Regions from separate parts of the Mus musculus genome. Here regions 1, 3, 4 and 5 are each linked to region 2. Evidence: chromatin loops called from intact Hi-C (ENCODE). Cell type or tissue: gastrocnemius. All regions are shown on one strand. Region 1 overlaps Spsb4 (splA/ryanodine receptor domain and SOCS box containing 4). Region 2 has its middle 51 kb from the start of Slc25a36. Region 3 has its middle 18 kb from the start of Gm51657. Region 4 overlaps Slc25a36 (solute carrier family 25, member 36). Region 5 overlaps Slc25a36 (solute carrier family 25, member 36).

What was found. Hi-C counts contacts between places; a loop is a spot of excess contacts. Peaks named below come from ENCODE experiments on the same cell type or tissue, not always from the same donor. Only the 100,000 strongest peaks of a DNase experiment are listed, where the experiment ranks them.
Region 1: a loop joins it to region 2, with 4 times the contacts of the local background. A loop is called at or near these places in 5 of 42 quality-filtered maps.
Region 3: a loop joins it to region 2, with 6 times the contacts of the local background. A loop is called at or near these places in 29 of 42 quality-filtered maps.
Region 4: a loop joins it to region 2, with 5 times the contacts of the local background. A loop is called at or near these places in 18 of 42 quality-filtered maps.
Region 5: a loop joins it to region 2, with 3 times the contacts of the local background. A loop is called at or near these places in 8 of 42 quality-filtered maps.

The regions. Positions count from the first base shown.
Region 1 is chr9:96,958,109-96,963,108 of GRCm38, forward strand. All of the region lies in intron 2 of Spsb4 (splA/ryanodine receptor domain and SOCS box containing 4), which reads right to left. Among named protein-coding and RNA genes, the nearest start is that of Gm16010, 54 kb to the right of the region's middle. In gastrocnemius, CTCF peaks have their summits at 2,334 (motif pointing left) and 3,075 (motif pointing right); DNase peaks (open chromatin) are centred at 2,349, 3,063, 3,399 and 4,387.
Region 2 is chr9:97,159,819-97,164,818 of GRCm38, forward strand. No RefSeq gene overlaps it. Among named protein-coding and RNA genes, the nearest start is that of Slc25a36, 51 kb to the left of the region's middle. In gastrocnemius, a CTCF peak has its summit at 2,891 (motif pointing left); no DNase peak of the experiment used is centred here; H3K4me3 peaks cover 255 bases; H3K27ac peaks cover 483 bases.
Region 3 is chr9:96,912,274-96,917,273 of GRCm38, forward strand. No RefSeq gene overlaps it. Among named protein-coding and RNA genes, the nearest start is that of Gm51657, 18 kb to the left of the region's middle. In gastrocnemius, no CTCF peak of the experiment used is centred here; DNase peaks (open chromatin) are centred at 2,777, 4,551 and 4,896.
Region 4 is chr9:97,078,641-97,083,640 of GRCm38, forward strand. Slc25a36 (solute carrier family 25, member 36) reads right to left here. Exons shown (of 7, transcript NM_138756.4): 6 at 1,553-1,842; 7 at 1-599. The coding sequence ends at 406. Among named protein-coding and RNA genes, the nearest start is that of Gm19325, 26 kb to the left of the region's middle. In gastrocnemius, CTCF peaks have their summits at 2,663 (motif pointing right) and 3,552; no DNase peak of the experiment used is centred here.
Region 5 is chr9:97,102,781-97,107,780 of GRCm38, forward strand. The region is part of intron 1 of Slc25a36 (solute carrier family 25, member 36); the gene reads right to left. Among named protein-coding and RNA genes, the nearest start is that of Slc25a36, 5.8 kb to the right of the region's middle. In gastrocnemius, a CTCF peak has its summit at 1,898 (motif pointing right); no DNase peak of the experiment used is centred here; H3K27ac peaks cover 1,215 bases.

The DNA of each region.
Region 1 (5,000 bases), 200 kb before region 2:
CTGACCTGACCCCTCCTCTGACAAGCCTTTCATGGCTTTCTCCACCAAGCAGTCTCTTCAATGTCCCCTCCAGTATTCCTGCCGTGTGTCCCTCCACAGTTCTCTCTCGGGGGCCCAGATGGTCATTCTCTCTTCACTGCACTGCCTACCCTTTATTAATGCTCATCTGACCAATCCTAACTCGGTAGCTGCCCCAGTGAGCTGGGGGCTCTTTGAGGCAGGACCTCTGAATGAGTCCTGGTGGCCTTTGAACAGAAAGCTGCAATCCTACAACCTCTACAATCCTCTGCAGGGATAGTGCACTCATTGTTCAGTTGCTTTTCTTGTTGATCATCCACCCAGACCCTAGGGCTCCTGCTCTCATCCCACCTCTGGCCTCATCAGCATGCCAGGCTAGTAGATTATTAACATCTGGAGCCAGGCACGGGGAAGAGCAAGCCCCTTTGGCAGGAATTAAACCCAGTAGATTCGAGCTTATGGGCTTTTCATGAGTCTGTGACCCCGTGCTAATTCATTCTGAAGAATGCCCATGGGAAGGTGGTGGGGGTCTTCACTTAAGCTGCCTCTCTGCTGGGTGCCTGTGGTAGCCATCCATCCATGGGAAAGAACTACCAAGCCTAGGTCCCTGGTTTCTATAATTTAATCCATTATGTGACTCAACTAAGACCCAGATCATTTTTAGACCTCATCTTTAGGACAAGGCTCAGGACCATGAGTCTCTAAGAACCTAATCACCTCGACCTTGTGTAGGGATTTTTCTTTTTCCGGTAGTGGAAATCAGACTCAGGGCTCCTCCTGTGCTCGGCAAGGGCTCTGTCACTGAGCTACACCCCTAGACGTCTTTCTTAGCTTTGGTTTTGAGATGTGGTCTCACTAAGTTATGCAGGCTAGGCTGGCACTCTCTCTGAGTCTCTGGTGGGCCTGATCCACGTGATCCTCTTGCCTCAGCCTCCTGAGTTGCTAGGGTTACCGGCTTGAACCAGTAGATCCCACTCTATCTGAAGGCTTAACACTAATCTTAGTGGGGTAGAACAGTGAGAGGCCACTATGAACAAACACAAATCTTCACTTCCCATCAGGAGACCAAAAGAGGGAATGGAAGAAGATCATGAGCCTCTAGGATGGGGTGCAGATGTCAGGCACTTCTGGGGGGGTACTCACAAGCCTGAGGAAATCCCTCCCTCCTAGGTCTCTAAGTAAGGACACCTGGGGGATGTGTCTTCAACTAGACTGTTCAAACTGACAGCCAGGAGAGCAGGAGGCAGGCTACAGAACACAGACAATCTCCTCTACCTCTAAAGCCACCCTTTGGATGAATGAAATGGCACTGCCAAGGCCAGCCTAGATTTTCACTGTGGTTTTATAATGTAAATAAATACAATGTAAACCATTTATAAACGTCTATCCTGCTAACCCTTATGTCGGTTACTGATGGCTTTCTATGATTTTTGCCCACTGCTTCCTCACAGTCTCACTCCTGCAGGCGCCTTCAAGGGTGACTTGGGTTGGACTTCCTCTCAGCCCTGAAAGAAGTTGAGCAAACCAGCACATTCCAATGCAGCGGCCACGGGGATTGGTTCAGGGTGGCCATGTGACCGAAGGGACCTAATCAGTGTGCCCTATAGGACTTACACTGGGCAATGCTGATGCAAACTTGAGGTTCCTTAGGGCCCAGAGTTGTTTGGGGATCTGATTCCAATCGTGCTGAATGGGTTCCTGGGGCAGACAATCTAAGGTCAATATGGAACACTATATTTGCATGGGTCTTTCTTTCTTTAAAGATTTATTTATTTATTTATTTATTTATTTTGTGTGAGTACATCGCTGTCTTTAGACACACCAGAAGAGGGCATCAGATCCCTTTATAGATAGATAGGTGGTCACGAGCCACCATGTGGTTGCTGGGAATTGAACTCAGGACCTCTGGAAGAGCAGTCAGTGCTCCTAACCGCTGAGCCATCTCTGCAGCCTCTCCGTGGGTCATTTTATTGCATTTTATTGTAGTTTTGAGAGCATGGTAGCTTGAAGTTCAGTAAGCTGCCTCAATGAACCAGAAGGGAGGGGAGGCCAGAACTGTTCGGAGCTATAGTAGAGAGAAAAACAGACGTCAGGCAGAGAGGCCGGAACAAGGTTTAGCCTAGCACTAGTCTTCCAGAAAACACATCCTTTTCCTTTCTTAACTGTGGCTCTGCGGGTTATGGGTTCTGTTCCTTATAAGAGAAAAAAAAATATCCCCCTCTGTGCCAGGTTGCTCTGGACCCTGACCTTGAACTACAGAATCACAGGTGAGTCTGATGAAGTACGGTAGCATCCCTGCTCTGCCCTCTAGAGGCAGACATAGTCATTGCCTTTGTGTCTGTGTTGGAAGACTGGGTCCAGGGGGCAACAGACACATTGGCTCTGGAAGAGTGGGACTGTCGCCTGACTATTAGCTTTCTCTTCCCCTTCGGTTCCAGCCTAGCCTCTGGGCTAGTGAATAGTGACACACCTACCTGGGCCTCCCTTCCCACTTGCTCTACCAGTCCTGTTTGGAAAGGCCCTCTCAGAGGTTAGCTCTGTGAATTCTAGGTTCTTGCCATCATCTTGGCCAGGTTGACTATCTAGATTAACCATCACAAGGGGAATGGGATGCGAAGTGACCTAAGGGGTCTGGGATCAGAGGACAGCAGAAGAGGACCAGGCCAAGGGCACTGTTGGAAGAGTTAGTGTGACTTTTAGAAAGGGGTTAAGAACTTGTGAAAACCCTCCACGGCCTTCACCACCGGAGCCTCAAAGCCCGTCGCCTGAACATTTCTCTTCCTGTTCACTGTGACATAGGAAGGAAATGAAGAGTCAAGGGAGCTCTGGGTTTGGAGGAAGACTCCAGCGAGGTCAGTCGACAGAGGGCTGCATAGCTAAAGATGAGCCACCCAGGAAGCTGAAGGGGTAGCCTGCCTCCACTGCTGTGGCCAGGGTACAACACTAATGGGAACTTTGGGCTCCAGTTTTCAAGTGGGGGTCTCTCCCATTGGCTCCAGGCTGAGGTGTAGCTGTCTTTGCTCGTATTTACGCCCCTGCAATGCAAAAGCAATGCCACCAGGTGGCAATGAGGAGTTACCTTGAGCGGTGTGTGTTATTCTAAGTGGGCATTTTGGATTTGCTCCCATGCAAATGCTTTTCGGTTTCAGCTCAAAGGGTACTTAGAATCTATAACTATGATCAATTTGAGTATCGCTTTAGTAGCGAGCCGCTGAATTATAATTGGGGTTTTTATACATGGTCCCCTCATCTCCTCTACACTAACCCTCCTCTCCCACTTCTGTGCTAGGGATTCATCCCAGGGAGATGCACGCGCTAGGTAAGAGCTCTACCACCAGGCTGCATCCTCGGTCCCCATCCTATGGCCATCTTTCTAACCCTGAGTGGCGAAGCTCTGCCAGATTCTAGCTGTGTGTCTGGAGCAAGTCACTTATCTCTGAGCTCAAAGCAAATCTCTGCACTGTGGGGGGTGGAGTAGGGAGATGGGGGTGTGTGTGTGCACGCACTCTGCACAGGGCTTTCTTGAGGCACACAGGACAGATTAATGCAAGTGGGTGCCTAGTGAAATACTCTATGTAACTTAGGAAGTACCCGACCAGTGACAGGTAAAGACAAAAGGAGCAGGAGATAAGGGGAGGCCAGAAATCACAGTTCACAGTGTATGGGTGGCTACCTATAGACACACCTCAGGAAACTAATCCTTTTCAATTGCAAGGCAAAGCCCTTCCTGCCAGGTATTTTAAGGCCAGAGCCCTTCTGGAATGCTCTTTACCTTGTGGTAAACTTTGCAAGAGCATTCCCACCAGGTGCCTTGCGGATCTCTTAAAAGGTAAAAGGGCCTCCCTCACCTGTGGGAAAGCCAGCCTTGAGAACACGATGCTAAAGTCTCAAGTTCTTTACCTGACACCACCCTCCAGTCTCACTGCCTCTGTCTCTTCTCTGTTCTCCACCAAGTGGCTTGGACAGGAGTGTCCCGCCAGGGGTGAAATCTTGAGTCTGCCCCTCCCCCTAGTAGAGCCACAAGGCCTTGGTCGAGAGCACAGCACTTCTGCAAGGGAGCACTGGTTCACTTCAGACTGTAGCGGTACAAATCATGTGACGCTTTATTTTCCTCAGCTTGCATGGGCAGAGCTAGCACCTCATAAAGTGACGGGGAAATATGTGGCTGGTTTCATAAACCAGGGCTACAAAGGCTCACTTGTGCTGGGCCAGCCACGCAGCCTGTGTAGGCTCCAAGGATGCCTCACAAGCCTGCCCAGGTCTGGGCAGTGAGGTCCGCAGACAGCATGGCCTGCTTGACACCGGCCACCTGTGTGCAGACCACGGGACCTGGCAGCATTTCAACTGTGCCACGCCGCCGTCACCTCTAACGGACCTGCAGATCCTCGGCTGCCAAAAGCAATAGCCACCAGGGGCCATGCCGAGGGGATCCTTGAGCTGGGCCTGGGAGGCCTCAAAGAGGCTTCTGTGGCCAGTCAGGGGGAACCACCCAGGAGCTGTCCACAGAGTGGCAGTGTCCGGGTCACTGGCTGGCTCCAGCAGGCTCCCCTCATAGAATCCACCTACAAGTTCCCTCCTGCCAGACTCTTGTCTTCCTCCCCCTCCCCCAAGAAGTGAGGACTGTCTGGCCTTCCGACCATTGCTCCTGTCTGGTGTGCCTGGAACATCTTTACCCCGGACCATTTTTGCCTGCACAAGGGCCGCCCCTGTAACGCTGCACCCATAGAGACTGGTCCTATCCACAAGCTGACAGCCCTCACTGCCTGTATCCCTCACTCAGCCCCTAATCATTCCCTTATGGGTGAGGCTTATTACTTAATGCCAGGATTATTTATTTCACCGACACCTCACTGACTGAAAGCTGCTGGAGAAAGAGCCCTTTCAACATCCGTGGATTTTCCTGATCAGCTCTCATCTTAAGCAACCAGTGTGTTTTTAGCTTGATCTCTTAGGGTGGGGATTTGCTAAAATGCCCGTGCCCT
Region 2 (5,000 bases):
AAAGTCAAGGAGGAACAGAAGAAGGAGGAGGAGGAGAGGGAGAAGGGGAAGGGGAAGAGGAAGGAGAAGAAAGAAGAACAACTGTGTGGAGGCCATGTCTGGAGACTTCCTGATAAGTACACACTCTTCCTCTCTGATCTCTCTCACTCTCTCTCTCTTTTTTTAAAAAGATTTATTTATTTATTTATTTATTTATTTATTTATTTATTTATGTGAGTACACTGTAGCTGTACAGATAGTTATGAGCTTTCATGTAGTTGTTGGGAATTAAACTTTTAGGACCTCTGCTCAGGCCCAATGATTTATTTATTAATAAATAAATTTACTAATATGAATATATATGTATATGCGTGTATATATATATGTGTGTAGCTGACTTCAGATGCACCAAAAGAGGGTGTTAGATCTCATAACAGGTGATTGTGAGCCACCATATGGTTGTGGGATTTGAACTCAGGACCTTTGGAAGAGCAGTCAGTGCTCTTACCCGCTAAGCCATCTTGCCAGACCTTCTCTGGTCTCTTAAAGATCTTTCCTCTACATCCCAACTTTTAAAAAGTCCAATAATTTCCTGAGTGATGGGACCATTAAAGGCAACAGAAATCTGTGTTCTTTTATGCCCCTTTCAACCACCCCTGAGTATGTTTGAGGTAACTTTTGGAAAGCCTCCACATACGGTTTGCTTATCTAACTAACCTTGCCATCTTGGGAGTGGTACTTTCAGCCCCACCCTCTCTGTCTGGGGAGGGCAAAGAACCCAGAATCTGAAGGAATTAGCAGTGGACAATGATTTGACTGGCTGAAGAGGGCATGTGTCGCCTATTGTTCCCATAACTTACTCTTATCCTCTCCAGGCTTTCTGACACTCTTGATCATACAAAGGCAAGCATAAGTAAGGTGGTTCCCAGTGTTTACTCGACATTCTAATCAAGCTTGAGGAAAGGGCACCATAGCCTTGGCTGGTCGGTTGGGGTTGAGGGAAGCCCGAGCTTTTGATTGACATCTAAGGTAGGACTGAATCCTATATGTATGGGGTTCTGACGCACACTCTATGTAAATAAGCAGTGTCAGAATTGGATTGTGTGTACAAGACTAACTTGGTGTCTACAGGCGAAGTGGAATTTATTGTGGGGAGAAATCTGCATACCTATATCAGAGGTGCTCTGTGTGAGAGTAGAGAAAGCAGAACATGCATGCCTACATGCACACGCACACACATGCACATGAACACATGCACATGAAAGTGAAGGGCTGACATTCGTCTTGGCAGGCAGCCGAGAAAGAGGATCTATGATAGAGGATGGGAGTGGAGGCTGGTTGTCCAATTAGGAGGCTTTGTGTGAAAGAAAGGTTGGGATGGAAAGACAGTGCAATTGACCAAGTAAGTCATGATGTCAAAGTTGGGAGAAGTAGAGAGTAAAAGCTATAGACACACACATAAAACAACTGAATGATTCACACCCTTCAGGTCCACCATTTTTTTCCTCCACCATTTTGAAATGTACAATTTAGTGGATTTTTTTTTCAGGTTTTATATCATCACCACTGATTCCAGAACATCCTCACCACCTTAAGAAGAAACCACACCCATTGCTAGCCACGCCCTCTCCTTTCCTCCCAAATGACAACCAAGTTTGCTTTCCATTTCTTTGGCCTGCCTATTTGGGGTTTCTGGGACCATACTTGATGTAGCCTTTTGTGCACAGTGGATTTTTTTTGAAACTGAATTAGCGTTTTCCACTTCATTCTCTTTATGATATTTCATTGTATGAATATATCACATTTTGTTTGCAGTTCTCAATCCAGCTTATATTTTTTGGCTATTATGAATTATGATGTTATAAACATTCATGTCCAATCTCTTGAATAGACATAAATTATCGAATTCTTTAAGGGCATATATCTAAAAGAATTGTTGGGTTACATGGGTAGTCTTCATGTAACCTTTAAAATTATTTACTTTTTAATTGAAAATAGACTTCTTTCATACAATATATTCAGATCATGGTTTCCCCTCCCCCATCTCCTCCCAGATCCTTCTCACCTTCCCACACACGCAACTTCCTGTTTTCCTTTTCTCTCTCTTTAGAAAACAAACCGGCATACAGAGCAACAAATAGACCTGAATGCACAGAACAAAGAAAGATAAAGACCAAGTAACATAACAGCAGACCCATTAGAATAACACCTGGTTTCTTGATGGAGGCTCTAAAAGCCAGAAGGGCCTGGAGAGATGTTCAGTGATGTCTCGTTGGGAGTCTGAAGTTGGTCAACACAGGAATATTCGCATTACAGAAATCGATGCAGAGTTACACAGAGCTCCGCTTCTTGGAGTTCTAGTTGCTAACCTTAGCACACAGCCCACTGTACGGCCGCCACTCTATGGCCACCAGCTGTTCACGAGACATTCCACTTTGTTCTCTCTATGCTCTGTACTCGGCTTTTCTTCCAGGAATTTAATTTGTTGCCTAAAGAGATCACATCTGGACAGGTTCTTTTAAGAGACCCATTTGACAGAAAAAGGTGACTGTGGCAGATCATACAGAGCACCTCACATTTATTCGTAAGCCTTCCTGAAATAAACAGATTCCTGCCTGTCTTGAGTTGTACTGCTGAGCGATACCAAGCTATTGCTATTGGGTTTTTGGTGTAAAATCCTCAGGTGTCCTGTTTCAAAATGTAGCCCATGTCTTCTATGGCTTCTTCAGGGCACACACATTCCCATCCCAATCGTACATTGTAGAAGGCTTACATTCAGATATGCAAACAAAATCCCTTTAATGGTTAGTCCCTGGAAGCTCTTCACCGAAACTACCAGCAAATTAAAATAAAACAAATCTATGAGTTTTGATTTTTATTTTACAGGTCTGCCCTCTGGTGGTGAATTTGAAGAAACACAGGTAGATCCCTACTTGTCACATTCTGGAAAAGAAAACTTCACACATCCATTGCCTGGGTCCAGTCTAGAAATGTAGAAAAAGGAAGATGGTGGTGTGTAAGAAAAATGGGGAATTGTGGAGATTTTCTGAAAATCTCATTGCCCTAGCTAACAGAGAGCTACTCAACGGAGAGTCAAAGACTACCTCGTCACTGTACATCTAGAGCAGAGGTCACTGTTGGGTGGACCCTGGACAGATATCTTCTATTTGGCCTTCATAGCATCCACCTGGTATTTCAAAACAGTTATTAGCTATGGACATATGGAGGTGGTAGAATGTTGGTCCAGCAAGAGCAAAGTTCTGGGTTCAGTACTCAGTACAAAAAAACCAATTGGAGTTGATTACATGTGTGGAAACTCTTCCCAGTTATGTTTTTTGTAAACATCGGAATATTTGGCAGCCTCAGGTTCACACTCCTGTTTGGCAGCAATCTGGTGATACTAACAACGGCTGTTTATAGAACTTCTTAAAATGGCAAGTGATGTTTAAGAACGGATTATCTTGATTTTCCTGGGAAAAGCAAGAATTATCTCTATGGAGTTTCTAACAGACGTAGCTGGGCTTTATTATGCTTTAGTGACAACTTCTGCCCATGTGAGTGCAAGCCCCAAAATCTCAAAACAAGCCCAGATAAAGCTCAGCCATGAAGAGCAATACAAGGTGCTGTGTGCACCTCAACTCCCAGCTGCTTGGGAGGCTCAGGCAGGATGAACACTTGAGTCCACGAGTTCGAGACTAGATCACACACCTTATTGATAAGAAAAAGAATTCAGTAAGAAACTTGACACTGTTTTCTTCTGCTGGGCCACGGGGGACATCCTGGAGCCTGTGGGTCAAGGCTGTCATCACTGAGGAAGGACAGAGCAGCCCAGGCAGGGAGACAGACAGTACATGGCAGGGGTGAGGGTCAAATATGGTAATTATTTAGTGAAGTCGGGAGGAGGGAGGCAAAGAAAAGAAGTCTTGAGGCCTCATCATGGGGACCATTTTCTCAGCTTTTGTGCCTTGTCATGCTTTCTCCTGGGACAGCAGGGAGCCACCTAGAATTATTGAGAAACAAGGGCTTTGGTAGCTCACTTTGGTAGCTCATTCCTGAAAACAGATTCTTGGTCAACTTTAAGTACTAGTCACTTATGCTCCTAAGGGTCCAGACATTGCTGCCCTTTGAAACCATTTAAATTATCCAATATTTACATCAAGACACGGGAGGCATAAACTGAGGCCAAACTCAGCTAGCTCCACGAGATAACACTATTTTCTTAACTATATACAAAATAACTATTTATAAGTCTGGTCTTCCAAACTGCTAGCTCTGTAGAAATAAATCTCTTCCTATCTGTGTCACTGGATTGAGGTAGACTATACCTTTCTCTTGAGCTCTCCAAACCCAAGAAGTCTCCTTAGCTCTCTTTCCTAGAATACTGTGTTACCTGTATCCTGTCAGCTGCTTCTCTATTGTTCCTGCAAGCCCAATGAGAAAATCCGTATCTCTTAACCAGAGCTGCTCCCATGAAGGCTTTTCTGATGCAGGGGGGGGGGGGAGGGAAGGAGTGAGGGGGAGGGTGAAGGGAAGGGGGAGGAGGAGAGGGGAGGGGAGCGAGAGATATATCTTGCAAAGGTCCAATTGCTTATGAAAGAAGTCTCTATTCCAGTTGAGTCCCCCAGCCCTGTACCACTGAGAGCAAACCACAATCTGATTTTACTTCTATAATTCTCTGGCTAACTAATTGATTCTAATTATTTGTTTAGATGGGTTTTCTATGTTGTCAATCACATTATCTGAGAAAATTAATTTCTTTTCCTCTCCAGTCCTCACGCATGTTTTCTTTTTTTGACTTGTGGAACCAGGGTCCCTGAATTAACAGCCCTGAGAAGTGGCAAGAGGAGAGCATTTTTGTTTTAGTCCTGATTGAAAACAATGTTTTGGTTTCATTATAAACTGTAACGTTTACTCTAGACCTTGATAGGCATATCTTATCAGGTTAAATAAATTCCCTTCCATTTCTAGTTTGCTGAGCATAGCAATTATGACTAAATTATGAATGAGTATTGAGTCAAATG
Region 3 (5,000 bases), 250 kb before region 2:
GCTCAAAGCTCAAAGCTCCCCTCTTTTACGTGGCCGGCCTTTCCATCTCTGAGATGGACAGCAGATTGGAGCTGATTAGCTGAAATCTCCATATCTGATCTAAAGTCGCTCCACAGCTGATCAAAGTCTTTCTACCACATATACCACAGGAAACTCTTTGAGGTAAAGTGATCATAACCCAAAGGCTTCTGGTCAGATCTCAAATGTGTTGAATAATGACTACATGCAGGCAAGAGGGATTCATGAGTGTGTTATTTTCAGAACTGTGTGGCTGGGTCTGGGGAGATGGATCAGCTGGTAAAGTACTTAACATGAGGATCTGAGTTTGATCCCTAGAGCCCATGTGAAAAGGTGGGTATGACAGCATGTGCCTGAACTCGGAGTGCTGGGGAGGCAGAGGCAAGCAACCCCCCTGAACCCATCGGCCAGCTAATCTAACCTACTACTTGATGAGCTCCAGGGCAGTGAGAATCCATGGTTCAAAATTTAAAAAGAAAAAATATAGATGAAACCTGAGGACCAACACCCAAGATTGTCTGCTGGGCTCTATATGAACATTCACATACATGCACCTGCATGTTCATGCATGCACAATACATGCACATTCTTTCTATATCTTGTTCCTCTATTTCTGCCCCCCAAATTGTGATATTACCCACGGATGACTCTTGCCCCCAGAGTGCATCTATCCCGCCATCAAATTGGAATCCTGATCCAACTGGATCTCCTCGCTTCATCTTCGCCTTTGTTTTCCTGATGGACTTTAATGTTCCAAAGGGGGGTTGTGTGGACTGAACATCTGCACCCCCCCCCCAAACATATGTGGAAGCCTGTCCTTGAGAACTGACAGCCAATGAGGACAGAGCTTCCGTGAACGGATTACAGCCCTGACTGGAGCTAACGAGAACAAGCGAAGACACAAGAGAAGGTTGGACCAAGAAGCAGGCTTTCACCAGACATCAGATATACTGATGTGCCTTGATTCTGGACTTCCCAATTCCAGAGCTATGAGAAACAGACTTAGTCTTTGTTGTCTGTGAGCCAGAGAGTATACAGAAGTGTGTCCATAGCAGCTTTGGGGACTAAGATTATGAAAAGAAACTCAGTTTTATCTGAGGTCAAACTCTCATTTTGTGAAAGATTTATTTATTTGTTATATGTAAGTACACTGTAGCTGTCTTCAGAAAAGGGTGTCAGATCTCCTTATGGATGGTTGTGAGCCACCATGTGGTTGCTGGGATTTGAACTCAGGACCTTTGGAAGAGCAGTTGGTGGTGCTCTTAACCACTGAGCCATCTCACCAGCCCTGAGGTCAAACTCTTATGGCTACGGCAAGAGCAAGGTCCCCAGAACTCCATGTTCTGGTGGATAAGCCTCACAAAGGATGGCTCCTTAGTGACTGGAGCTATGCAAAGATGGTACAAATTCAGGGACATGAAGAACCCAGACCAAGAAACACACAGAAGAAGAAAAGTGGGCAGTGGAGAGCACTTGGACATCCAACAGAGGCTATAGTCCGAGGGAGAATGGTCCGAGTGGGGTCTTTCCAGTACAGAGGCGTTTCTGCTATGGCTGGGAAGTCACCTTAGGCCTCTCTGATTCTAGGCCAGGCTTCCTGAGAGGCTGAACGAACGACGAAGGCTTCACCTTGCTTGCGTATTGTCACTCTAATAGGGGCTATTTGAGAAGGCCAAGAAGGCTTTCTGTTGTGAGTTGGGACCCTATTGATATGAATGGATCTCCTGTGACTGGGGGGTAACATGAGCCAACTACTAAAAGCATCATTTTGAGGGAGCAGAGCTGCCTGACTTTGCTCAGACACTGGTGACTCTGAAAGGCATTGTCTGCTTAAAAAATGATGCACTTTTATTTATATGTATGTATGCCCGTATGAGCTTGTACCACATGAGTGCAGTTGCTTTAGAAGACCAGAAGAGGGAGCTGAATCCCCTGGAGTTATAGGTGGCTATAAAATCCCCAACATTGGTGCTGGGGACTGAACTCAGGTCCTCTGCAGGGGCAGCAAGAGCTCTTAACCCGCCAAGCCATCCCTCCAACCCCTGGGCACTGTCCATTTTAGGGAGCTTTCTTTAATCACATCCACTTGGTCTATATTAACGCTAAGTTGGACAAATCAGTTTCCCTCTGCAGTTTCTGGGTGTGAGTTCTGGCATTCCTTCACACATTCAGCAATACATGAAAGTTCACTTCTAAGAGATGTCACTCCTGTAGTGTAGCTAAGGTTCTTAGGTCATTAAGTATTATTTACAAATTGAGTATAATTTTTTTAAAATGGTGAGTACTTATGGAAGTCCAACTGTGTAATTTGGAGATTCCACTTCTAGGTATATAATCAAGAGAAACAAGTATAGACATCTGGTAAAAGACTGGTTTGTGATTTCATCAAAATCTTTTCCACTGTAGCCCCAAACTGACAGCAACCCAATGTCCAGCATGGACTGATCTTACAGATATATAATCAGCAAAAGAAGTTAGACCCAAGTGTGTTGTGTTTGTGTGTATGTGTGTGTGTAAACATGTGTGAGATGCTTATATGTGTATATATGACATATACATGTGATTTATATAATATGTGTACATATATGTAAACATAACACACACATATATATGAATCATCCCACCCGTATGAAGAACAGGCAAAAACAGCAGGGGCAAAGGCCAGAGTGCATGTGACTTGACAGTGAGTATGAACTAGGAAGGGACATTCAAGAACCATCCTGAGGCTGCAGACAGCCTGTGCCACAATTTGGGCAGCCAAGCATAAAGACGGTCATGTGACCGGTGCTTGTTTATCCCGTGCTGGGGACTGAATCCAGAGCCTTGTATATGGTGGAAAGCATCTATCTGTGAGCAGTAGCCTCTGTCCAAAGGTTCACATTTAACGTTAATGAACTTTTATTTGTTGTGAGTTACTTATTTACAAGTTATTTACTGCAAGTTACACCTTTGCGGCATTGAAAAAAAAATTAAATTAGGAAAGAATTTAGAAATGCATCTAACCCTGACCAGGAGATTACTCTAATTCAGGAGATCAAGCATATTTAATTTTTCATACAGTCTCACACAGATGGGCTGAATATGAAAGAGAACTCCCCAGTGGAGCCGGCTGAGAAGCACAGATGCCAGGAGATGTTCCGTTTGTGAGATGCTCCGTTTGTCTGCTCAGTACTGATTTCCCGGACCCCGGCCTGAACTCTGCATCTGACCAACCTGAGCTGGTTTCTGGCCCAACCTGAGCTGGTTTCTGGTATACAGAAGCCATTTTAGCTTCCGTGCACAGTGTTTTTCCACATCAGCCTCTGCTCAAGTGCTCCCATGGGCTCCTTCCCTTGTAGGCCAAGACCCTGACCCCATCTTTGGTCAAGTTCAGCAGTTTCCAACCCGTGCATTGTGACCCCCCCGGGGGGGATGTTGAACAGCCCTTTCATATAAAATGCATATAAGATGTCCTTCATATCAGTTAGTTACACCCTGATTCATAACAGGAGCAAAATTACAGTTATGAAGTAGCAAGAAGAACAATTTTATGGTTAAGGGCTCACTACAACATGAGGAGCCCTATTAAAGGGTCACAGCTTTAGGGAGGTTGAGAACCATGACTCCAGCTGGTCTTCAACAAAGTCCCTCTTCATCCTTCAGGTCCCAACCCACTTTAATTAATGCCTCTTCTACAGCATTCTGATTAGAACATCCAGCCCACAGTCCTTTCTGGTACTGCTAGAACATCTACCACTATCCATCTACCTGTCCACCCACCCACTCACCCACCTGCTCATCCATCTATCCAACCATCCACCTACTTACCTCTTGATTCACCAACCCACTCATTTACCCATCCATCTACCCAACCATTCAGTCACCTGTTCATTAGTCCACCTACCTACCCATTCACCTGCTCATTTAGCCCCTCACCCACCCACTAGGTCATCCGTCCACTCATCCACTCTACTGTTCATTCATACGTCCCCCGCCCCAGCAGTACACCCATCCTTTACCCACTCATTTCTCGGCATATCCATCTTCAGTCTGCTGAGTCCTAGCCACAGAAGCAGAGGTCACTCCTGAAGGTCAAGGTCAGTTGTGGAATGTTGTCTTAACTCTTCACTGCACCGGGAATAGTTTAACAATCCCGCCGACTATTCTTCATGCCCTGTGCCCTATTCTATTCTACCAAGACCTTTTATTTTCTCTGAAGCTTAGAAATCCAGTTTTGATAACTTTAATCGTGGTCTGTTTAATTTTTGTCCTGCGAGAAAGAGAGCATCTACCCTTTGAGGTGTTTTTAGCTCCGTTATCGTATCTATCATAAAACTTCTTTGAGATGGATAGCATTTGAAGAAGTAATATGCCCGCGGTCACGCAGCCAGTGAATGTTGAACTGAGGAGTGAGGTCCAGCCATGGCAGCTTCAATCATTTTCCCAAGCACGAACTCCCTTTTCTGCTCTGCAAAAATGCCAGCAGACGTCACTAGATGGCATCGTGAAGCAACCGTGAGCCTGGCTTCCTCGAAGGGATGCAGGTGGAATATCGAGGCTGCAATTTCCACATTCATCACCAGGGGGCAGGCGGGGAGAACGAATGGCTCAGTGCCATCAAAGACTGAGAAAGAGCCTCACACAGCTAGAGCGAAGGAAGAATGTAGACTGATTCTAAACACTACAGACTCCAGAACGGTTGCTGGGCTCGTCACTGCATATATTGAACCCCAACCGTAACTTTGGATCTTTCCTGTGACTTTAATGAAAAATACCAGTATGGTTGGTAGAAAACACAGAATTCAGTTTCTGCAACTTCCTAGCTTGGGCCACAAAGAGCACCGTTATCAGTCACTTCCCATTGGCCGGGTGTTTTAGGCGTTGTCTGATTTCACCTTTAGGTTCTTGAGAGACTCAGATAGTGTGTAGTAACTCATGCACATTTATGGGCAGAGCTAGGCATTTGGCCCAATCTGCCTGACTTCAAACTTACTTAGACTCTC
Region 4 (5,000 bases), 81 kb before region 2:
AGTTAGTCATTTGTAATTGTCACTACCATCTTTGGAAAATTACAGTACAGTATACACTTAGGAATGATTTTGTTTAAACAACCAAAAATGCTCATGGAATCAACACTGTATTCTGAATGTCATAAACCAGTAAAACAAACTGGAGCTGGTGAACAATAGAGAAAATGGCAATTTTGAGAAAGGAATGCTTTTCAAAGCATTCTTGACGAGGCGGCCCAGGGTTTACTCACTGAAAGATTAATGTCGTATGGTACCTTACTTCCTAAAACCAAACTTCCACTCAGCCATAGTAGTTACATGTTTCCCAACTACTGTCTTCTGTCCACCATGCTGGCTGGCTTCAAGATTCCATGGTCCACTGTGATCTTTTGGTCTTCCTGCTCTGCAGTATGGCAGCCCTTGCTGCTATCCGTTGAGAAGGTAGACCACCAGTTCGTAGGTGGCCATCATAATGGCCGTGTTTGGAATCTGCCTCACCAGATGAGTTGTTAGACCGCGGTAAAGAGATCCATAGCCTTCTTCTTGAACAATCAAAGACAATGTTTGAAAAAAAGACCTATATTTTGTCCCTTCTTCACGTAGTCTTGTTCTTACAACTTCTGTATAGGAAAAACAAAAGAAAATATTTATTTATTTATTTATTTTTGTTTTTTTTTTTTCAAGACAGGGTTTCTCTGTGTAGCCCTGGCTGTCCTGGAACTCACTCTGTAGACCAGGCTGGCCTGGAACTCAGAAATCCGCCTGCCTCTGCCTCCCGAGTGCTGGGATTAAAGGCTTGCGCCACCACCGCCCAGCAAAGAAAATCATTTTACTGCAACCTTTTTACCCTCCTCCTTACCGAGCACAGAGCTCATCTGTCACTATAAACTCATGACAGTGATTCAGTGTATAGCTAGCTTCCTGAGACCAGTCAGACTGGATAAACACCAAACTAATACAGCCATATACACTAAGTAAAATATAAGGGTATATAATAAATACAGCCTGATGAACAAATAATATTCATAAATATAGTAAAGATGAATACAGGATATATTAGAAGCAATTTTTTGGTGGGCATGCTTAATGTGGCAATATAAAATAATATAAAATTGCTTGGGTCCTTGTAATTTAAAGACTTTAAATCTGGGATCCATTTCTGACATACCCTTGGGCAAATTACAATTTTAACATTTCTTCTTGTTTTCCATTTAAACATGATGGCATGACTAGACTTAAAACTACTATTTTTTTTTTTAAAGATTTATTTATTTATTATATGTAAGTACACTGTAGCTGTCTTCAGACACTCCAGAAGAGGGAGTCAGATCTTGTTACAGATGGTTGTGAGCCACCATGTGGTTGCTGGGATTTGAACTCTGGACCTTCGGAAGAGCAGTCGGGTGCTCTTACCCACTGAGCCGTCTCACCAGCCCTAAAACTACTATTAAGATCAGCATCTTCTTATATGGCAGCTGAGTGTTGTATGCCCCAGAGGGTGATGCACTGCTCTGGCCCAGCTATACTCTCACCGTGTGGATACGCTATGGTTGTGGCCCAGCTATTCTCTCACCGTGTGGATACGCTATGGTTGTGGCACAGGTTTTTGAGGTGGCAGCAGCTAGCATCATTCTCACAAAATCCGATGCTTCTTTCACAGACTCCTCATCAGTTTCCATCATAGAAGCAGTCTTACATTCCAGTAGTTTTTGCTTTATACTTTCATAAATAACAAAATGGATAACAGTCTCTGATATGCCGGCATAGGAGGCAGACATGCCCCTATAAAATCCTCGCAGTCCGTCTGTCTGATAGACTTTACGAACACATTCAAAAGCACCCATTTGCTTTTCCCCACGAGTCCTGCAAATAAAAGGGAAAATATTACTGGCATTAAGTACTGGAAGATTTTTATCGAAGTTAACAAAATATGTATTTCTTAAATATGGCACTCTTTATTCTTTCCCTACTTTTATGGAACTCCATGCCATGCTCAAATGTTGACCCAAGCAAGACTCAAAAAGTATCAAACCCCAAAGTCTTACACTGTGAACATTCAGTTCCAAGGAGGCTAAATTTCCTTTGCAGTTACTGACATGAGACAATGAGGGTCGGCATTGTCTGTGTTGTGTGCATCATCATCTCAACAACACTCTGGGAAGCAGAGGGCAGTGGATCTTTTATGAGTTTGAGGCCAGCTTAGTCTACACAGTGAGTTCCAGGCCAGCCAGAACTACATAATTAAGACTCTGTCTCAAAAAAACCAAACAAACTAACCTCACCCCCAAAGGCCAAGGGAGGTGTTAAATTATGATACTGCATCTTTTTAAAAAAAATATTTATTTATTTATTATATGTAAATACACTATAGCTGTCTTCAGACACTAAGAAGAGGGAGTCAGATCTCATTACAGATGGTTGTGAGCCACCATGTGGTTGCTGGGATTTGAACTCCCGACCTTCGGAAGAGCAGCCGGGTGCTCTTACCCATTGAGCCATCTCACCAGCCCATGATACTGCATCTTAAAGTAAGGATCATAATTAGTTTTTTTTTCAATTTCACAAAGGCCCAGCTGAAAAGCTATCAGACAAATGCCTGACAGACTCCCTTGGAGCAGCTTGGTAAATGGCCACTCTGTCCCTACATTTCCAAATATAATCTCTTTCAGTGCCGCATGAGGGCACTGTAGCTATCCCTAAAGGGTACATTCTTCCATTCTTGTGATACGTGGCTGATCTTTTCCCTTCACCTAAAAATGCGACTGGGGTTAAAGAGTTTTGGGTCAGTATCACTGGTAAAGGAGATTTCAGGACAGACTAAGTGATCACTTTATGCAGAAAGGGGGCAAGCAGAACAAAGAGAAATATAGATACAGTTGAAAAAAAAAAAAGAGCACCAGGAAATGTAATGTTGGAACCAAGTTCTCTTTTATTGCTTTTGTTTTATTGGTTATTTATTTACATTTCAAATGTTATCTCCCTTTCCCGGTTTCCTCTCTACAACCCTCCATTGCACCCTCTACACCCTGCTTCTGTGAGGGTGCTTCCCTCACCCATCCACCCACTCCTGCCTCCCCACCCTAGCACTCCCCTACACTGGTAAATCCAGCCTCCACAAGACAAGGGCCTCCCCTCCCACTGATGCCAGATAAGGCCATCCTCTGCTACATATGCTGCTGGAGCCACAGGGCCCTCCATGTGTACTCTTTGGTTGGTGGTTTAGTCCCTGGGAGCTCTGGGGGTCTGTTTGGTTGATATTGATGTTCTTCCTATGGGGTTGTAAACCCCTTCAGCTCCTTCAGTCCTTCCCCTAACTCCTCCATTGGGGTCCCTGTGCTCAGTCTGATAGTTGGCTGCGAACATCTGCATCTGTATTGGTCAGACTCTGGCCGAGTATCTCAAAGGACAGTTATACCAGGTGGAACCAAGTTCTTTGTTCAAAGAGACTAAAAAGTTTAGTTGGGCGGTGGTGGTGAAGCACAAATGCCTTTAATTCTAGCACTCAGGAAGCAGGAACAGGTAGGCAGATCTCTTAGTTCAAGGCCAGCTTGGTCCCTAGAGGGAGCTCCAGCCAGGGCTACAGAGAGAAACCCTATCTCCAAAAAAGGGTCGTGGTGGTAGGAAAGGTGGTGGTTAAGAACACTGGCTGATCTTCCCAGCACACATATGGTGGCTGATAGCCATCTGTAATTGTAGCCCCATGGGATCCAGTACTCTTCTAGTGTGCAAATGTACATATAGTCAAAACACCCACATAGATAAAATGCATAAATAAATCTTTAAAGGAAAAAAAAAAAGCTTAAGGAAAGGTCTGATTCAAAGGGGAATAAAGGGAATAGTACCTTCAGGAAACGGCACTGCCCAGCTAATCCAGACCTATACCTAGAAACTATCAACAAGCCTTTTACCTGTAATCTTCTGTTCTCTAGAGAACCCTGACTAATACAACCAGATAAGATCGGCTATTTAAGAAGTATAATCTCAAAAAAAAAAAAAAAAAAAGTGAACTCTCCCTTTTCTCCACTGAGGCCAACAGGAGCTGAGATGGAATACCTCAGCTGCACTGCTGCCTCTAGTCTGCTCTCAGATGACAAAACATCCCCCAAGTCTTATATTTTAGATTCTCTGAGATTTATTCTTATTGGTTCTTGATTAAAACAGGCTTTAAGCAGGGCAGTGGTGGTGTAGGCCTGTAATCCCAGCACTTAGGACAGCCAGGGCTATACAGAGAAACCCTGCCTCGAAAAACCAAAAGCAGGCTTTAAAAAAGAATCATCCATTGATCTATCCATTTAAAATAAATCCCAGTGACTCCAGGTGAATCTTATAACATGAAGCAGTACTTGCTCAACATAGCTCTGTTGAATGAGTAAACTTTTTCTTGGTAAACCTGAGGTCAGTGGTAACTAAGGAAGTCTACCACCATAGGGCTGCGGCCTCCCAGCTCAGCGCTTTTGGACATAGGTCACTGGGTTAAGCAATGGTCCTTTCTCTAGACTAGCTATGAGGTCATTTATTTAGCTGTTAGGAGGCCCTTACAAGGAGCTATACAGGTAATAATCACTACTTTGGCTTGGTTAACCTATCATCCCCCAATAAGCAGCACATAAAACTCCAAAATACGGGCAGTTTTCTTATTTAGACTGTCTCATTATCAGCTATTATATAGCTTTTGCTTTTGGTAGGAGATCCACATTTCAAATGAAACAGAAGCACCAACAAATACTCAATAGTGGCCCTCAGTGCTAGAAAGTGCTATGCAGAAGGCTGGGGAAGGAGTTTCAACCAGATTTACTTGCTGTGGACTCAATATGCACAATACTGATTGGCTAGGCAAGATGAACCTACTGGCGTAACACTGGCAGGCCTATTTCAGGGGATGCCCATCTGCTTTCCGACTGGATCAGACAGAGGCTTGCTCCAGAGGAAAAGTTTCACAGTTGGTTCTAAAAACTGGTCAAACCCCGTGACTAATGGGGAAATGATTGCTAAATGGACATGACAGGCCCGTCAGATGGCTG
Region 5 (5,000 bases), 57 kb before region 2:
GGTAGATGATCTCCAGACCGCATTCTTTTTTTTATTAGATATTTTCTTTATATACATTTCTTCTCCCCCACCCCCCATGGTTTCTCTGTATAGCTCTGGCTGTCCTGGAACTCACTTTGTAGACCAGGCTGGCCTCAAACCCAGAAATCCACCTGCCTCTGCCTCCCGAATGCTGGGATTAAAGGCGTGCGCAACCACGTCCCGCCTTTATATACATTTCAAATGCTATCCTGAAAGTCCCCTATACCTCCCCCCCCAACCCCCTGCTCCCCTACCCACCCACTCCTGCTTCTTGGCCCTGGCATTCCCCTGTACTGGGGCATATAAAGTTTGCAATACCAAGAGGCCTCTCTTTCCAATAATGGCCAACTAGGCCATCTTCTGCTACATATGCAGCTAGAGACTCGAGCTCTGGGGGTACTGGTTAGTTCATATTGTTGTTCCACCTATAGGGCTCAGACCCCTTCAACTCCTTGGGTGCTTTCTCTAGCTCCTCCATTGGGGGCCCTGTGTTCCATCCAGTAGATGACTGTGAACATCCACTTCTGTGTTTGCCAGGCACTGGCAAAGCCTCATACGAGACAGCTATAACAGGGTCTTCTTCAGCAAAATCTTTCTGGCATATGCAACAGTGTCCAGATCCCATTCTTACTGAAGAACTATTGGTAGTTGACAGCTGCTAGAGTAAGGAAAATTACATTTAAAATTTGAGTGCTGTGGCTACTGGAACAATTTCCACACTCCAGTGGATGGTCCAACACCCATGCACAGAAAGGTAGCCCCAACTAGATGGGGTGTGTGTGTGCATGCATGAAATTAGGGGACTGTACTGAGAGGAATATGGGGGTGTTGGAGGGAGGTTTATTAGTAGTAAATATATTTCACTGCACATGTATGAAACTCTCAAGAATACAAATCTTTAAAAAGCTATGCTAGTTAGTCTTTTGTCAATCTGATACTAGAGTTATATAGGAAGAGAGAACCTTTATGGGAAAACGCCTTCAACAGCTTGCCCTCTGGGCATGTCTGGGCAAGTAGAGGCATTTTCTTGATAATGACTGATGTGGGAGGGTCTAGCCCATGGTGGGTGGTGCCACCCCTGAGCAGATGGTTTTGGGTTGTTTAGAAAAGCAAAATCAGTAGCCTATGGACAGTAAGCAATGTAAACAGTGTTCCATGGCCTCTGCTTGAGTTCACACCTTCCTTCAGGTTCTTGCCCTACCTGAATTCCTTCCCTGGCTTTCCGAAGTGATCTACTGTGATTAGGACAGGTTAAGTCAAACAAACCCTTGCTTGCCCTAGCTGCTTTTGGTCATGCATTTATCATACAACAGAAAGCAAACTAGGACAAAAGCCAAATGTGAAAATTAGCAACATATGAAGTATTTGGAGCTGAATGCATTTCCACTATGCAAAAACATTTAATATGTTTATGTCCACAAGTAAATACCCAACGAGAATCTTTCCAGAAGCAGCCAGTATTTGTGACAGAAATCTTACTTTCTAAAGGGAATACAGCTGGGATAAGGCTCCTGATAGTATTTGTCTAGCATGTATTGAGCCCTAATTTCACAGCACCCACGAATGTACCCACTCACCCACGCTCCTGGGCAGGAGCTGAATTCCCTGATGAGCTCAAAAACCTGAGTTCAAATTTAAGAAAATGCACTGAATGCAGATGCACTATCACAATCTTTTCAACTGCAGACAAGAAAGACTTTGATAGCCAGAGAGAACACAAAGAAGAGAAAAACATCAGATTGTCAGACTGCCTGCCTCCTGAGTACCCAGCACCACTGGGTAAAAAGGTATTTTATTTTATTTTATTTTATTTTATTTATTTATTTATTTATTTATTTCATATGAGTACACTGTAGCTGTCTTCAGACACACCAGGAGAGGGCATCAGATCTGATTACAGATGGTTGTGAGCCACCATGTGGTTGCTGAGAATTGAATTCAGGACCTCTGGAAGAGCAGTCAGTGCTCTAAATCACTGAGCCATCTCTCCAGCCCCAAAGGTATTTTATTTTATGGCATCATGACTCCACACTGTGCTGCAATGCACTTAACTCTATGTCAAAATGAACATGAACACAGCTAAAATATATTAAATCTGCAGTATTATCTCATATGCGAATGTAAGATGTGGATGGCATAAGTATTCTAAGCTAAGCAAATAATTAATTAATGGAAAGGCCTGGGAGCCGTGGTACAGGGTTAACAGTTCTAGCTCTTGGGAGGCAGAAGCAGAATCACAAGTTCAAGGTGACCCTCAGCTCCACAGTGAGTTCAAACAAATCTAGGCTAGCCCTATCTCAAAACAAAAACCAAACCCCAATACTATGTTATTTTAGCCTTACTCCACTTCTCCAGTTTCATATCAATAAGTAGATTTTTAAAGGACAACATTTTAAACATTTTAGAAATACTATTTTGCATAACCAACATAATCATGTTTTACAAAAATAGCAAGAATTAGCAGGATCACAAGCTCAAGACCCACCTAGGCTAGGGTGTTCCAAGACAAGCTAAGTCAACTTAGTGAGATCCTGTCTCAAGATAAAAAGAAGGCTGAGCCCGGCGTGGTGGCGAATGCCTTTAATCCCAGCACTCGGGAGGCAGAGGCAGGTGGATTTCTGAGTTCAAGGCCAGCCTGATCTATAGAGTGAGTTCCAGGACAACCAGGGCTACACAGAGAAACCCTGTCTCGAAAATCCAAAAAAAAAAAAAAAAAAAAAAAAAAAAAAAAAAAAAAGAAGGCTGGAAGCATGAGGCTCTTGGTTTACTTTGCAGAATCAAAATGAGGAAGTTTCTGGAATCAAAACTAGCTGAAAAGTCTCTAATTACCCATGCAGGAAGTTCTAGGTTAAAAATCACCAAGAAGGAGAAAAGGGCTCAAGGGTTTCTGACAACTATCAGAAAAACAAGAAAAAGAAAAGAAAAAGAAAAAGACAGGGCCTCAGTCAGCCCTGGGGAAGCAGAGTCAAGTGGACCTGGTCTACATCGCAAACTCCAGGCTAGCCATGGATACAAAGCAGACTTTGTCTCAAAGAGCAAAAGACACAAAAATGACAACCCAGAAAGAAAAATTAACTGCCTTAAGTCTCCCTGGCTGTAGACAGGCTTCTCAGCAGCACACTGCAAGAGCCTTAATGCAGGCCCTCAGGATCTCCTGCCTCCCTCCCTCCTCACAGTGCTTTTCTCCTCTACCCCAGTGGTATGGCCCTGAGTCAGAGGGAATGTAGTGTGGCAGTCAACTAGTCTGCTAATGTGACCATTTCACTACTTAAAAATCATACTTTAAAGTTATTTCTGTAAGTCACTGTTTTCTTCACTGGCTATTCCATGGAGAGAACAGCCAAGTTTGAGATCAAAGAACATTTAAAAATCATTATAGCATCAAAAAATCTCTAGATTATGAATCTTACTGAACTATAAACAGCATAATACCTTTGGTACATCCAAAGTAACCTCAATTATCTCTTCTTAGTCAAACTACCTGGATCAATGTGTATTTTAATACTTCATAGGCCATAGGCAGGGGCTGGAACAATGGCTTCATGAATATGAGCACGGGTTGCTCTTCCAGAGAATCGAAGTTCAATTCCGAGCATCCATGTGGAGCTTCACAAATATATGTAACAGCAGCTCTATAAGATCCAATGCTCTCCAATGGTACCCAAAATGCATACAGAACACAGATATATGGGCAGGTAGAACCTCTCTCTCTCTCTCTCTCTCTCTCTCACACACACACACACACACACACACACACATACACACAAATACACACATATACAGACACAGACACAGACTCTTAGAGGCAGTTGTTGGGTAGACTGGTACACATCCATAAGTTAGCACTCTTGAGGCTAAGGCAAAGGAACCGAGAACTGCAGACCTGCATGGCGAAACACTGCCACCCAGAAAGGGAAAGAACAAAGAGAGGGAAGGGAAGAAAGGGGAAGGAAAAGAAAGGAAGGACCAGGGAGGAAAAGGAACCAGCAGAGTAAAATAGCCAAGATCACTTAGAGAAATAAGATGAAAATAAATATATTCTATGCATCTATGCATCTACAGCCTTGTTTAACTCAACAGCTTTATAAGACAATTAGAATTCTTCTACTTTTATGTTTGTCTAGTAAGTTTACCCACCTCTAAGGAGCTGTTTGTATTTGCTTATGTACATAAGAGAAAATTTCTGGCATGCCAGTGGTCAACTACGTTAGTACTTTTTACCAACCTCTTGAATAAGCAGCACAGTTGAATAATTCAAGCTCAATGTAACCAGGAGACTCTTTAAAAGCACAGATTAAAAAAAAAAAAATGCTGGGCATGGTGGCGCACGCCTTTAATCCCAGCCCTTGGGAGGCAGAGGCAGGCAGATTTCTGAGTTCGAGGCCAGCCTGGTCTACAGAGTGAGTTCCAGGTCAGCCAGGGCTACACAGAGAAACCCTGTCTCGAAAAACCAAAGAGAAAAAACAAAAACAACAACAAGAATACTGTTTTGATAGTTAAGAATTCTCCTGGTTTTCCAATCCACTAGAACGAATTCTCACAGGGGTTATGTCTCAAAACGTCCCTGCCATTCATAGGTTCAAATCCTACTACCTAAGGTAACAGTAGCTGGGCTTTGGGAAAGTGACTAGATATTGAGGGCAAAGCTTTATGTTTGGGATTGGTGTCATAAAAGACCCTGCTAGCCAGCTCTTCCTACCATCTGAGGTCAGAGTGGGGATGGAGTCTGAGGAAACACAGCCTCACCAGGAAGGCATGTAATCTGCCATCACTACATCTGGTCTCTAGAACTGGAAAAAATAAATGCTAACTTTTTAGATGCCACCTGATTTATGGTGTTTTGCTATAGCAGCCCAACAGGTCTTTGCAGGATGGATCTGTAGACAAGGCTCAATAGTTAAGAGCATTTACTGGGCAGGTTGTGGTAGCAATAACTTTAATCCCAGCATTGAGGAGGCAGAGGCAGGAGGATCTCTGAG